Regions from separate parts of the Homo sapiens genome. Here region 1 is linked to region 2. Evidence: chromatin contacts called from ENCODE Hi-C or POLR2A ChIA-PET data. All regions are on one chromosome and are shown on one strand. The core of a region is the stretch at or near the end of the contact, and the rest is flanking DNA. Distances in the headings are between cores, read along the strand shown. Region 1 holds the start of MICAL2 (microtubule associated monooxygenase, calponin and LIM domain containing 2). Region 2 holds the start of GALNT18 (polypeptide N-acetylgalactosaminyltransferase 18).

Region 1 (6,505 bases), core at 869-3,368, 490 kb before region 2:
TTTTGAAAGAGGGGATGAGCAGAAAGCCAGAGCCCTAGGCCTAAAGGAAGAAGGGGCTGGAGATAAAAGTGATGTCATGTTTTTATAGAGGTATGTTCAAACTGGATTTCAATTACCCCACAACCATAACACTACACCCCAACACCTGCCCCCCCACCCCCAAAAGCCCCACGAAACTAGAATCAGTCCTAAGGTAGAGGTTATTTCAGCTAACACAGTCCTCCTAGACTATACCAGAAGCCAGCTTCTCAGAGGTGAGGCCAGGTCAATGGTAGAAGCAGGCTTCCTTCCAAAATAGCACCCAATCCCTCCCCATAGCAATCTGGCCAACACTATCCACTACTCTTGACTAGGGGGAGGATAAGGGGTTTGCAGGTTGAACAACTTGGCTAACCTGGGTCACTTCAACTGTTTTGCCAAAGAAGCATCCCCTGAAATCCTGGTGGAGAGCATCTTTTCAGAGGCTGGAAGGCTCTAGTCAGCACGCTGTGGGGCCATGGTCCTGCACACAGCACACCACTTCCCACAGCCATGAAACAAGAGCACTGGACTCACACTGACAGGGCCAGGACCTGGCTCAGACACTTGTTGTGTGACCTTGGGCACCTACCATACCTGAGCCTCTTTCCCCATCTCTAAAATGGGGAGGGCAAAACTCTCAGCGTTTTTGGAATAACCATGAAATTGGCTGCAAAAGTGCCACAAGACAGGACCTGTTGCCCAGTAGGCACTTAATAAGTCCGTCTTCTCTCTGCATGAAGAAAGTGAGTTCTTACGGTATTAGAGTCTCCAGGGCATTGCACAGGACTACCCTGGAGACCGGAGGCCCACTTGTTGGGTCGACTGCCACTGGGGAGGGGGAGCAGGACAGAGTAAGTGCAGGTGTCAGGGAACCTGGCACAAACACTGGAGGGCCAATTCGCCTCTGGCTTTTCTCCCGTGGGACCAGCCCACAAGGGGCCTGGCTGGTGACTTCATCCTTCACCAAAATCATTGTAGACTGTAGTTAACAGGCGACAATCACAGCAAGAGAGCCGGCACACTGCTGTAGGCCTGGCGGGGCCCTACAGGCTTCCAAATAAAAGCTCTTTCCGCTTTAAGAACCCAGGCCTCAGAATAAACAATGTGGAAGGAGGCACACTACTCTGGTTTCCACATCCCCTCATCCCCATCCAGTAAAGGCCGTTCCCAGCTCTGCCAGTGAGGCTGGCGGTGAATACAATTTACCCCACCTGCCCCGTCTGGCCCGGCAGCGGCTTAGACGCTGTGGGCAAGATCCCACCTCTCCCCGGGGCCAGCCAGGCACCTACAGGGTGGGTGCCGCGGACACCCTGCGGGGGTGCTCCTGGGCCTGGAGCGAGAGCGGGCTACTGGGGATGCGGGAGACGCGATGCAGAGCGGACAGTGCCGCGGCCCCTCGGACCACTGCCACGACCCCATCCCGACTGGGCTCCAGCCCGCGGCCAGCCAGGCCACTGACATTTGGCCCAACTTAACTTCCTGTTACTAAAGAGGGAGGGGACAGGGGAGGGGGAAAAGGGCGCCCAGTGAAGAGCTGGAACGGGGCGTGCAAGGCTCGGAGCCCCAATCCTGGGAAGTTTGGGGATGGTCTTCTGCCAGGTGACAGGCAGCACTGCAGGCGCGTCACTCCCACCCCGTTTTGGCGCTTGCGATTTTCTAGGCTTGGAACTGCAGGGTTTGGGTGTTGCGGAGCGGAGTAAGAGGTAGTTCGGCGTGCCGGTGGGAGGCTTTTATTGCGTTCTAATTGGTTCAGAGGCCGGCCAGGGCCGCCCCGGGCTTCGTCGCAGCGCCACCTGCTCACTGTGCGCCCCGCCGGGTGGGTTTGAGGCGGGGGATGCTGCGGCCGCACCTGACCCTCCCGGGCGTTGGACACGGCGCAGAGTCCAGCCGAGGCTGGCACGGTCCCCACCCGCGCCCGCCCGCCCTCCCCACCCTGAGGCCAGCGCCGCCCCCGCCTTACCGAAAGTCGCGCGGGCTGCCCGGCCCCGGGTCAGGCCTGCCTCGGCCCTGGCCGCGGGCGCAGCGATCGGGCCCCGCGGGCCACTGACAGAGCTGGGAGCGAGCGAGGCGGCCCGGCGCAGGCTTAGCCAGCCGAGCGCCTGCGGTTCTGCGCCGCGCGGTGGACCGGGCTGGGGAACGCCCCCGACAGCGGCGCGGCCAATGACAGGACAGCACGGAGCCCGCCCCGCCCCCGTGGGGCCGGCTGTCACCGCCGCTGCCGCCGGCGCACGTGGGCTGTAGCCCGGCCCAGAACGCAGGGAGTGGCCGGGCGCTCCCACCCTGACCCGCACAGGGCGGAGACCAGGGGAGGGCTGCTGGGAGTGGGGCGTGGTGGCGCTGCGAGATGAAACCCCCGGTGTTGGTAAGCGGGTATCAAGGGAGCGGCGAGGGCCTGGGCCTCACGCTTCTTGGTCTAGGCGGCTGGAAAGCAAGACACGGCATCCCCTTTTGGACATGGGGGAGCAGCATGGCACTTCTAGTACCGACTGTGTACGTCCTGTGGACCTCCCTCTTTGCTCGGCTCCTTGACCACCCTGAGCTTCCGCAAACCTCCTTGCTAGCTAATAGGATCTTCCCCTCACCTGGCCTTGCTTGGCTAAAGCTAGTGGGAAGGGGGCGGTGGTGCAGACTACCTGTGTTACCTTGGTCAGATCACCTAAACACCCTCTACCTTTGGCTGTCATATCCCTATCTTAATCTCTGCTCTGCCCACCTTCCCGGGTTACCCTTACCCCCCACAGCTCCAGAGAGCAACATTCACAGACAACACAGTGTGAATGGAGTGGGGCCTAGTGAGCAATCAGAAGCACTCTGTAGACTATAACTACTGTAAAACACCTTGTGTTTAAACGGCTCTTGTAGCAGTTATCATGAAATGGGGATCTCCATGGGCAGGAACCATGTCTGACTCACCTCTGGAACCCAGGGCCCATCACAGGGCTTGGCCCGGTGTAAGCATCAATAAGTGTTCTTGGAACTGAGCTACCTAGGCAGAGGAAAACAGGCAGGCTTGAGCAGTGAGAAACAGTATTGTGGCTCCAGGCTGCTGGAATTTCCCCAGCACAAGACCACCTCCAGGAGACACCATGTTCCCTTGCCAGACAAGTGCAAACAGAACAGTTTGCCTCCCCAAACCTGCAGATTATTATTATTTTTTCTCTACTCTACTTCTTGCCATGTGATCCTACTCTCAGCCCTTTGGTGTTTACCAGGTATTGTCCTACCTGGCAGCTCTCTTAGCTCTCTCTTCAGAATTCAATCAACTTCCTGTAGATGAACTTTCCAGCAAAAGCTGTTCCTACCCAGTTTGCAAGGCCCAGTCAGCTTGTACTCTCAGAGGGCCAGCACTCCACTCTGATGGAAATCTGCCTGTGATGCCAGCCTGGGGAGTGCCCTTCACACGTGATCTCATCTAAGCCTGGCTTGACAGGTATGTATTGTATCATCATCCCATTTCACAGATGTGGAAACTGAGACCAGTGAGGTAAAGCAACTGGTCAACATCACATGGTTAGTAAGTATCAGAGTCCGGATTTGAGCCAGATCTGGTTCCAGAATCTACATGCCTAAACACTATGTGCTGGGGCCTCTACAGCACTGCCCATGCCTCTAGGGTACTTGACAGGTCAAGTCTAACCCTGAAAGAGCTGCTCTAGGCCTGACCCACTCCCAGTCCATCCAAACAGTCTGTCAAGCTCAGGCCAGGGCACTGTAAGGGAGAGGAGACTCCACTGGCCTGGCCCTACCTTATTTAGAAGAGTGATACAGGAAACCCAAGGCAGTGAGGAGCTTCAGGAAGCAGTGTTACATCTGTCCCCACCTTAACTACACTGGACATAAAGCCTCTTGCTATTGGCCTGGACCTGAGACACCCATGTGGTGGATAGAGATGGAGACAGAGTCATTCATTCATTTAACAAACCCTACTCCGAACCAAATGTGGTTCCTGCACTCATGTAACTTATAATGCAACAGATGAATAATCAGAAGTACACAATGCTGTCCAGACATGGTGGCTCAGGCCTGTAATCCCAGCACTTGGGAGGCTGAGGTGGGCAGATCACCTGAGGTCAGGAGTTCAAGACCAGCCTGGCCAATATGGTGAAACCCCGTTTCTACTAAAAAACACAAAAAATCATCTGGGCATCATGGCACATGCCTATAATCCCAGCTACTCAGGGGGCTGAGGCAGGAGAATTGCTCGTACAGCGAGACTCCATCTCAAAAAAAAAAAAAAAAGGAAGAAGAGGAAGAAGAAGAAGAAGACCACAGTGCTTTGGGAGCTGTATTCTTTATTACTCTTTTTTTTTTTTTTACAGTTTTATCACCTTACCAATAGCACAACATTCTCCCTTCAGATTAAAACAAGCTTAATGCTATTTCAGGAGCACTGTGGGCCAACCAAGTTTAACAAAGATAGCATTGCTCAGCACAGAAGTTCAAGCAACTTAAAAATTAGAACTTACCAATGCATTCCCAGAACCTCTGCCTCCTCTCCCCTACCCTACTCCCAATCTTTTTAACTCAGGGGGCTCAGATAAGAAAGACTCTTGCTAGGTGGGTGCATCTGAGGGCTGAGAGGTGAGCTTTTCCTTGGACGCAGGGCAACCTGGGAACTGAGAAGGGTTAACTGCATGGAGGGAGATAAACCTGGGGACTTCTTGAGCCAGTGGCCAGAGCCACTCACCACCTCACACAAGCCACCCTTGCTGACCATCTTCCTGGAGAGAGAAGAGGAATGGGTTAAGGATGTCACAACTCACCTTCCTCTGGACTAAGCAGTCACCATGGGATGTCCTGCTGGGCTGTGACTATGTCTAGGAGTTATACAGCTCAGCTCTTCAAATGAAAGATCTAAAGTTAGGGCAAACTTTAGAGGAATATTTATCGAATCCCTTACCTAGCAGATGAAAGAAAAGAAGAGGCCAGGCATGGTGGCTCATGCCTGTAATCCCAGCACTTTGGAAAGCTGAGGTGGGTGGATCACTTGAGGTCAGGAGTTCAAGACCAGCATGGCCAACATGGTGAAACTCCGTCTCTACCAAAAATACAAAAATTAGCTGGGTGTGGTGGCACACGCCTGTAATCCCAGTTACTTGGGAGGCTGAGGCCAGAGAATTCTTGAACCCAGGAGGTGGAGGTTACAGTGAACCGAGATCACACCACTGCACTCCAACCTGGGCGACAGAGCAAGACTCTGTCTCAAAAATAGAAAAAAGAAAGAGAGAGAGAGAAAAAAGAAGAAGGAAGGGAGGGAGGGAGGGAGAGAAGGAGGGAAGGAGGGAGGGTAGAAAGAATAAGGAAGAAAGGAAGATAAAGAAAAGAAAAAGAGGCCGGGTACAGTGGCTCATGCCTATAATCCCAACAGTTTGGGAGGCCGAAGCAGGTGGATCACCTGAGGCTAGGAGTTTGAGACCAGCCTGGCCAACATGGTGAAACCCCATCTCTACTAAAAATACAAAAATTAGCTGGGCATTGTGGTGTGCATCTGTAATCCCAGCTACTCAGGAGGCTGAGGCAGGAGAATCACTTGAATCCAGGAGGTGGAAGTTGCAGTGAGCCGAGATCGCACCACTGCACTCCAGCCTGTGCGACAAGAGCAAAACTCCATCTCAACAACAACAACAAAAAAAAAAAAAAAAAAAGAAAGAAAAGAAAAGGAAAGAAATGGAGGCCCAGAGATAGAAGGATGCTTCTGATGGTCACAGAGTGAGTGAATAAGTGTGTTCCAGGCATGCAATGTCCCTTTCTCACTCTTAGCATGACAGGCAAACTAACTCAATATCTTTATGAAGCAGGCTCAATAGTCTATATTTAATAGCCACCTCTTCCCCAGGCCACTTTTCCAGGATGCTGCTTGTGGAGGTTGTCTGGGAGATGCAGATGGCCACTTAGCACGAGAGGGAGGAAGAGAAGGAAGGCCCAGATTCATCCCTAAATATAGCTTCATCTCAGACGGAAGCAATGGCCTCCACAGCACTATGCATGCCTCCCCCTGAAAGAACCCAGCTGGTGCTCGCGGGCATCATCGTTTATCCACCTGATTGTGTTCAGAGGACTGTGGGGGTGGCAGTTCTGGCTTCCTTTTATTTCCAGCCTAGCAATATGCTTGAAGAGAGGTCAGAGTTGAACTAAGTGGACTCCTGATGGAGATTTTCTGTAATGAAGCCAGGGTGCCCCTCAAGATATTTGAATGGCAGAGAAGACAGTTGCACCGGGCTCTGGATCTCTTCCTGAAGGCCATAGATTCCAGAGAAGGGCAAAACAGTGAGTGTGGTTCTCACTGGCTTCCTCCCCAAGCTGCTATCAAAGTGCTTTGGTCTTTCGGAAGGAAGAGGAAGGCTGGTATCTAGACAGAGTCCAGTGACCTGGTTAAATGATGAGAAAGGGCTGATTGGCCCCGGGCACCTTGGGAGCTGTCCTTGGAGGACTTTCTAAGCCAGGAAGTGGAAACATTTGTATCTCCCACAGACAGACTCAGCAG
Region 2 (6,368 bases), core at 2,861-5,360:
GATACTCTGGTGCTCAGAGACAGCAATAATGACAATAGCCAATACATGTAGTGCCTTTAGTGTGCTTTGTACACATTAATTCATTGAATTCTCACAACTTCTCCGTGAGGTAAGCAGTATCAGTATTATCTCCATGTACAGATGAATAAACTGAGGCACAGTGTGGTTAAGGAATTTTCCCAAGATCATACTGCTAATAAACGGCAGAACTGAGATATGAACCCAGCTGTCTGGCTCCGTAATCTGTGCTCAAGAGAGAACATGAAAAACACTAGGCCTGGTACAACGTAGGCACTAAACAAACGTTTCTCTCTTCATTTACCATCCCTCCCCAAGAAGTGTGCCTTTTTTGTTAATGATATCTCAGACCTGTAGCTTGGCAAAATCCAATCTTGGCCCTACTTTTCCTCTGTAGCTTTTGTCTCTGAACCATACATCCATCCTTGCTGGAAGTGCCAACAATCCCTGTTCTCCTAGGAACCTGGCAACCCCAATTCCCATGCAGCCAGCACAGGGATTGAGGCTTTCCATGATCCAGGCCTGTTTTTATCCTTTAGCACCCCCAAATCCTGACACTCTGGCCCCAAGGCTTTGCATGGTGCTGCCATCTGGAAGGTACAGATGACCACTGACAACCCTCTCTGAAGAGTGAATGGCCATTGGCCAAGACTGGTTCACTGTTCGTCTTTAAACCTCAGGTCAGGGTACCCTATGCAGAATGTAATCAGTTGGTGGCTGAATTCCATTAGTGACTGGCCTTCTCTAACTCTAGTATCAAAGGTATTTTGAATGAAGGCTTAGTGTTGGGGGAGTCACAGTGTGGTGGTACTTATGCGTAGGAAGTCCTATTCAGCTCGCCCTCAGTCACATCAAGAGAAGAGCTGCCTACCCAATGTAAAAGATGGGTGAAATCCAGAGGCTGTAGTAGATAAGCTTTATCAAGAATCTTCAGCCCCATTGTATATGCCTCAAGGCACTCACTCTCCTCTTGTGGCAGGAGTTAAAGGAGACCCTAGATTCTAACTCTCAGGATAAGTTTGAAGAACTACGTTGTACTGGAGTCTCTGCTAGGCCTGCTTACACCTATTATCTGATTAACTCCTCACAATGATCCCCAGCAGGAGGCAGGATTTATTTAAAGTAAAGGAGAGGAAACACTTAGGAGTTAGATAAATGACCGAACTTGGGAATCAGAAACATCCTTACAATCCAAGGATGATTTTTAGCAGCTTCCTGAGCTCAGAAAAGAGGCCCGTATTGACACAATGAAACTCAGACTGGATCTACCTATCTGGAGCAAAATGGGCAGAGGCTAGGACAACTGGTCATTTACACAAAACCTCAGGAGCACAACCATTACTTGTAGGATTGGATGTATGGTAACTGAATTCAGGACTAAAGGTATGAATTGCTACCCAGGTATTGTTTACGAGGGAGCTTGCAAAGAGACTTTTTTCTGACCTGTGACTGCAAAATCTTTGTGAGCAAAGCCTTTATGCCCCCTCCCACTTCCTTTGTTTGCAACCAAGGGATTAGGGGTCTTGAGTGGAAAAGTTGAAGGTACTGGGGGTGACCAGTACCTTGAAGAAACCAGCCTTTCATTTTGAATATTTTATCAACCTATGCAGATCATTGTACTACTGATGGTGAAGACAGACATTATGAATAGAAAGCCAATGTGCTGGAGCCCAGCTAGCGACGATGAGATGAGCCCCTTGGTGCTCATAGCTTTAGTTCCTGTTAGCTTCCATTAGGGGAGAGAGGGCTGATACTGGTAGGTAGAGAAACCAAGTATTGCTAAACAGCAGGATGGAGGTCACGGAGCTGAGCTCTGGCCTGGAAAGGGAGTGACCATATCTGGAAGGAAACTCACATGATCCTAACCACTCACTATGTGTCCTGCACTAATTAAAGCCCTTTCTGGAACATTCTCTCAGTTAATTTTCACAGCCTGTCCTCAGTAAGGTATTGTCTACCTACATTTGATACATGGGAGAAATTGAGCCCTACTGACTTTTTGAAATGTGTCCAGGCTCTCATAACTAATACATGGTGGATCTGGGATTAGAACCCTGGAGTCTGCCTGCACCTCCAGAGAAAATTCTTTGAACAGGTCAACTCAAACCTGTGACTTTTCAGAGAGGAGAACCTGTTCAGCATTCTTCTTTTGTTGTATTCATCCCCTCTACAGTTACACATTATCTTAGAGGATCAGCTGTACAAAATTTAAGATCACACAATTCACTTTGTTTTCTTCTTGACCCTCATTTTTTTAAACTTGGGATTTAATTTTTTTCCATTAAGAATGTGAAAAGAATGAGTATTGCCTTCTCTTTCTAGTCCTGTGGTGGTTTAGGAAGATCCCAAGAAGGGCTGAACTTCCAGGGCTCCTCCTGGGAGAGGGGGCAGAACAGAAGGAAAGATTACACCTTAGCCTGTACTCAAGGGCATTGCTTGTAAGTCTGTCCAACCAGAAGAAAGTTCAGATCCTTTATTTGTGAGCTGGATTATACCTCTGGAAGAGAAAAAAGGGAGAGACAAGTTTTACTCCCTCCTGGAGGCAGATTTCTCTACCTTGATTTTTTCAGAAATTGTGTACATTCTCTCCTCTCATGTATGTATCTCCTACATACCATACACACGATTCTTCTCCCCCTTCTATACCCCAGCCCACGCCAACCCACACCCACTGTTCTCTCTTCCAGCTATGGATCAAGGGAAATCTTCCCGGGTCCCTAGTTGGTATCTGTTTTCATAGCATCTTTGGGGAGGTTTTGTAAACAAAGCATTGGTAGAAGGGCCCTTGGCTGATGGGGCCATAAAGTGCCCTTTCTTTGGTTTTGTGCTCTCCCTCTCTTGTGGGGCCAGTCATTTGAATCCAGAAGATATCCCAGGATGGAGCTGCCCTGAGTATTTCTGTGGCTGGTTGGAAGGCTGGCACACAACAAAGTGGGCATGCAGCAGGCTGCCTCCCTGGCTTAGGCCAAAAAAATAAAGCAACTCAGAGATGGAGAAGAGGCAGGAAATCTATGTTGTAAAAAGTCTTTGTTTAAAGGAATTCCGTTCAGGTGCTGAGAACGGGGTGTTCAGCAGAAGAGGATAATATGAGTAAACATTGGCAGTAAGAACAAACACAGCAGTATCACTGTCTGCGTCTGGCCTCCTCCTGTGCTCAGTCACAGGTCTCTCCCACCGCCCTCTATGATAGCAATCATAAACAACATGTAGAAGGGCTTTACAGTTCACAGACCTCAGTTCCCCTCAGCGGCACTTCCTTGCAGGGTTTCTTTATGCACTGGATGACCCTGGTTCCACATAAATGAAAACTGGGCTTAAAGGACACATCCATGTCCTGGGAGCTGTACAGACTTAAAGAAAAACCTAGATAGGGGCAAAAATTGGGGCAGGCGGTGGGGGTGGGGGGTGGGGGGTGGGGGGGGGGAAGAAGTGGTCGAGAGAGTCATCTAATAGGTCACCAATGTTGCTTCTGGGAGGTTGCCGGAGGGTTGGCTCCTTTCAGCCAGGTTTAGGGCCAGGTCTGGACACACTCAGGAGGCCGGTGGCTGAAGGGCAGAGGGCAGGGTGGAGGCCCAAGTGAGGCCAAGGAAGGAGTGGATGCCGCTGGGGCTGGCACTTCCTTGGCTTCTCAGCGTCCTGGCAACCAAGAAAAGATTCCAGGAGTCGACTGGTGGCACCAATGCGAGAAGCCCCGGGCGGATGAAAGAAGCTGACCCGTGCGAACCCCCCACCCCCTCCACAAAACCAGGAGATTCCTGCCCAAGAGCAAGAGATGGAATTCCCCTAACGGAGGAAGCTGCCGACCTAAGGGCTGGGACTGGCAGCGCGCCCTCTCCGGGAGCTTCAGGTCTGGGGCAGCCTGTGCAGGCGCGGGTGGAGGCCCGGGCGCGTCCCTGGGGGCGGGAGCCAGGGGCGGCCAGCAGGTGGGGCCTGGGAGCTGGACTCCGCCCCCCGCTCCCTCCCCGTTGGTCCGCTGCCGCTCAGCACCGGCCCCTCTCCCGAGCCGGAGCGCGATTGGTGGCAGCGCTTGTCGCTCGGAGGGGGCCGGGCCGCTCTGCTTCGCGGCTCTCCCCGCCGCCGCTGCCGCTGCCGCTGTTCTCCTAGCAGCGCGGGCCGGTCGGACCGCCAAGGCAGCCGGCGCTGGCGATGGGAAGCGGCGTGGCCGCCGACACAGGCAGTGGCAAAGTTTCCCAGACGTACACATCTGGACGCGCGGCTGCCGGCTACCCGTGACCCCTCTAGGAAGGGTTCAGGGATTTTTAATTTGGAAAAAAATCCACCTGGTTTCCTTTGTCAAGGTCTCTCCGGGTGGCCAGCGGCAGGAGCTGCAAACTTGGGCACGGCGGCTACACCGGCAGCGGACCGGGCTTTGGAGAACCTCGGGACTCAGGTGCTGAGGTGCCCAGCGGCTCCGGACGTGCTACGGGGTGCGAGCGCGGGGGAGTTCGGGGCGCACGACAAGGAAGGGCCCCCGGGAGCTCTATATGGAGGAAGGAGCCCAGAATGGTGTGCACCAGGAAGACCAAAACTTTGGTGTCCACTTGCGTGATCCTGAGCGGCATGACTAACATCATCTGCCTGCTCTACGTGGGCTGGGTCACCAACTACATCGCCAGCGTGTATGTGCGGGGGCAGGAGCCGGCGCCCGACAAGAAGCTGGAGGAAGACAAAGGGGACACTCTGAAGATTATTGAGCGGCTGGACCACCTGGAGAATGTCATCAAGCAGCACATTCAAGGTACGGGCGCCCCGGAAACTTGGGTCGCCCATGAGGCCCGGGAGTGCCCCGCGCGGCGCGGGGTGCGCTGGGGCTGGTGCGCATCAACTCAGCCACGGCGGGGCTCTGGGGCCGCAGATGCGTGGTAGTCGTGGGGCCTGCGTGTGAGCTCCTGCCTGCGTTCGGGACCTTCTGTCTGCGGCCGTGCGCTCTTCCCCGGGGCACACGTGTGTGCGCAGGGCTGCACGAGCGGATGTGTGCAGCTAGCTGGCGGTATGGGGGCGCGCTGCGCACGTGTCCAAATGTGCGTGTGACTCTGGGCTGGTTGCTCGCGGGCTCTCGGGATCGCACACAAGTCCGGCTCAGAGTGTGTGTGCATGTGAATGTCTGTGTGTGTACAAGAGGGAACGCGCGGGCAAACGAGCTTTTTTGGCCACTGTAGGCGTCAGGCGAGATGCCCGCGCGGCGGCCCTGACTATTGGCAGTTAAGACCCGCAGGCTGCCGGACAAGCGAGGCTAGGAAAATTGCGTTGTATCAGCCCCAGCCCCAGTCTTGCTGTGATCCCGTTGGTAGGCGATAGGGAATGCAAGGAGCCCTCTGTGGTTGAAAAGCCGCTTGAACCTATAGCAGTCCCTACCCCCACCACAGCCCGCGGGTCCAGGACCCTCTCCAGGAGCAGGTGTCAACGCCGGGAAGTAGCGCTGGAGTCTCTGTCCACTGTGGTGATGACTCCGCCCAAGACTGGAAGAACACGCCCTGGGCTGCGCCTTCCCCGCGGAGCCGCCCGGGACCGGGTGAAGGCCGATCCCTACTGTAGCTCCACTCTCAGGCCCTGGGAGCAGCCGGGGCTGAGCAGACCTGGGTTGGGTCTGAAGTGTAAGGTTACGCTGGTTGGGTGCGCTCCAGACCAGCGCGGGGGTCCAAAGGGAGGGTGGGGGTTGCAGGGCGCTCTCCCGAGGCGACCTGGTCAATGAGCTGTCATGGGAGGGAATGGAGTTCCGGGCGCCAGGAGCACTGGTGCCGGGTGTGCACACACACACACACACGCGCGCGCGCGCGCGCTCACGTCCACACTTCCTCCCCTCCCCGCGCCCCCTGCTTTCTTCCAGGTGTGTGAGCTTCTTAAGGGCAGGGCCGAGCTTGGTTCCCCTGTAAACCTAGCAGGCCCACCAGGCTCAGGGGCCAGTGCATGGCAGACCTTGGCAAAATCGAATTGAACTGAAGGCTTACCCCCCACCCCCCCGCCAGGAGCACTCCCTTTTGTTTACACGTGGATGTCTGAATTCCAATCCTTGCACCTGCTGCTCTTGCCAGAGTAGAGATGGCTCCTCCGTCTGAATTTGGTGTTTCCCCAGGTGTCCAGAATAGTTCCTTTCCAGGAGGGGAAGGTTCAGGGAGGTTCAGGTGAGTGCAGGAGAGGCATCCACATCCATAGTGCTTCCTGACTAATGACTTCAAAACAAGCCCATGGCTTCGGCACCTTCCCAGAAAAGAGGGACATTGACAGCTTCTTCTTCAGACCTGCCTCTGCCTCTCAACCTGGCACTGGGCTTGAAAACCAATTTACCTATCTGTGGGTGCCAGTTGCTGTTATTTCTTACGTGTCCTTTTCCATCCCATAGGTCTTGATTG

The links. A loop is a pair of places that touch in the nucleus more often than their neighbours do. ChIA-PET counts read pairs that join two places held with the same protein, here RNA polymerase II (POLR2A). Pooled maps may share reads with other maps.
Region 1: a loop to region 2 is called in a pooled map, with 8 times the contacts of the local background. The contact joins the promoter of MICAL2 here to the promoter of GALNT18 in region 2. A Hi-C loop is called at or near these places in 1 of 37 single-sample maps with no recorded cell type and 5 of 50 pooled maps. POLR2A ChIA-PET finds 5 or more read pairs at or near these places in 1 of 52 experiments (MCF 10A).

What each region holds. Positions count from the first base shown.
Region 1 is chr11:12,106,203-12,112,707 of GRCh38, reverse strand. It overlaps MICAL2 (microtubule associated monooxygenase, calponin and LIM domain containing 2), which reads right to left and starts at 2,118. Exons shown (of 28, transcript NM_001282663.2): 1 at 1,982-2,118. RefSeq lists an enhancer at 1,509-2,212 and a silencer at 1,755-2,424.
Region 2 is chr11:11,619,747-11,626,114 of GRCh38, reverse strand. GALNT18 (polypeptide N-acetylgalactosaminyltransferase 18) reads left to right here and starts at 4,110. Exons shown (of 11, transcript NM_198516.3): 1 at 4,110-4,756. The coding sequence starts at 4,522. RefSeq lists silencers at 3,808-4,167, 4,918-4,997, 5,018-5,087 and enhancers at 3,670-4,170, 4,288-4,367, 4,578-4,627, 5,368-5,597, 5,260-6,229 and 1 more.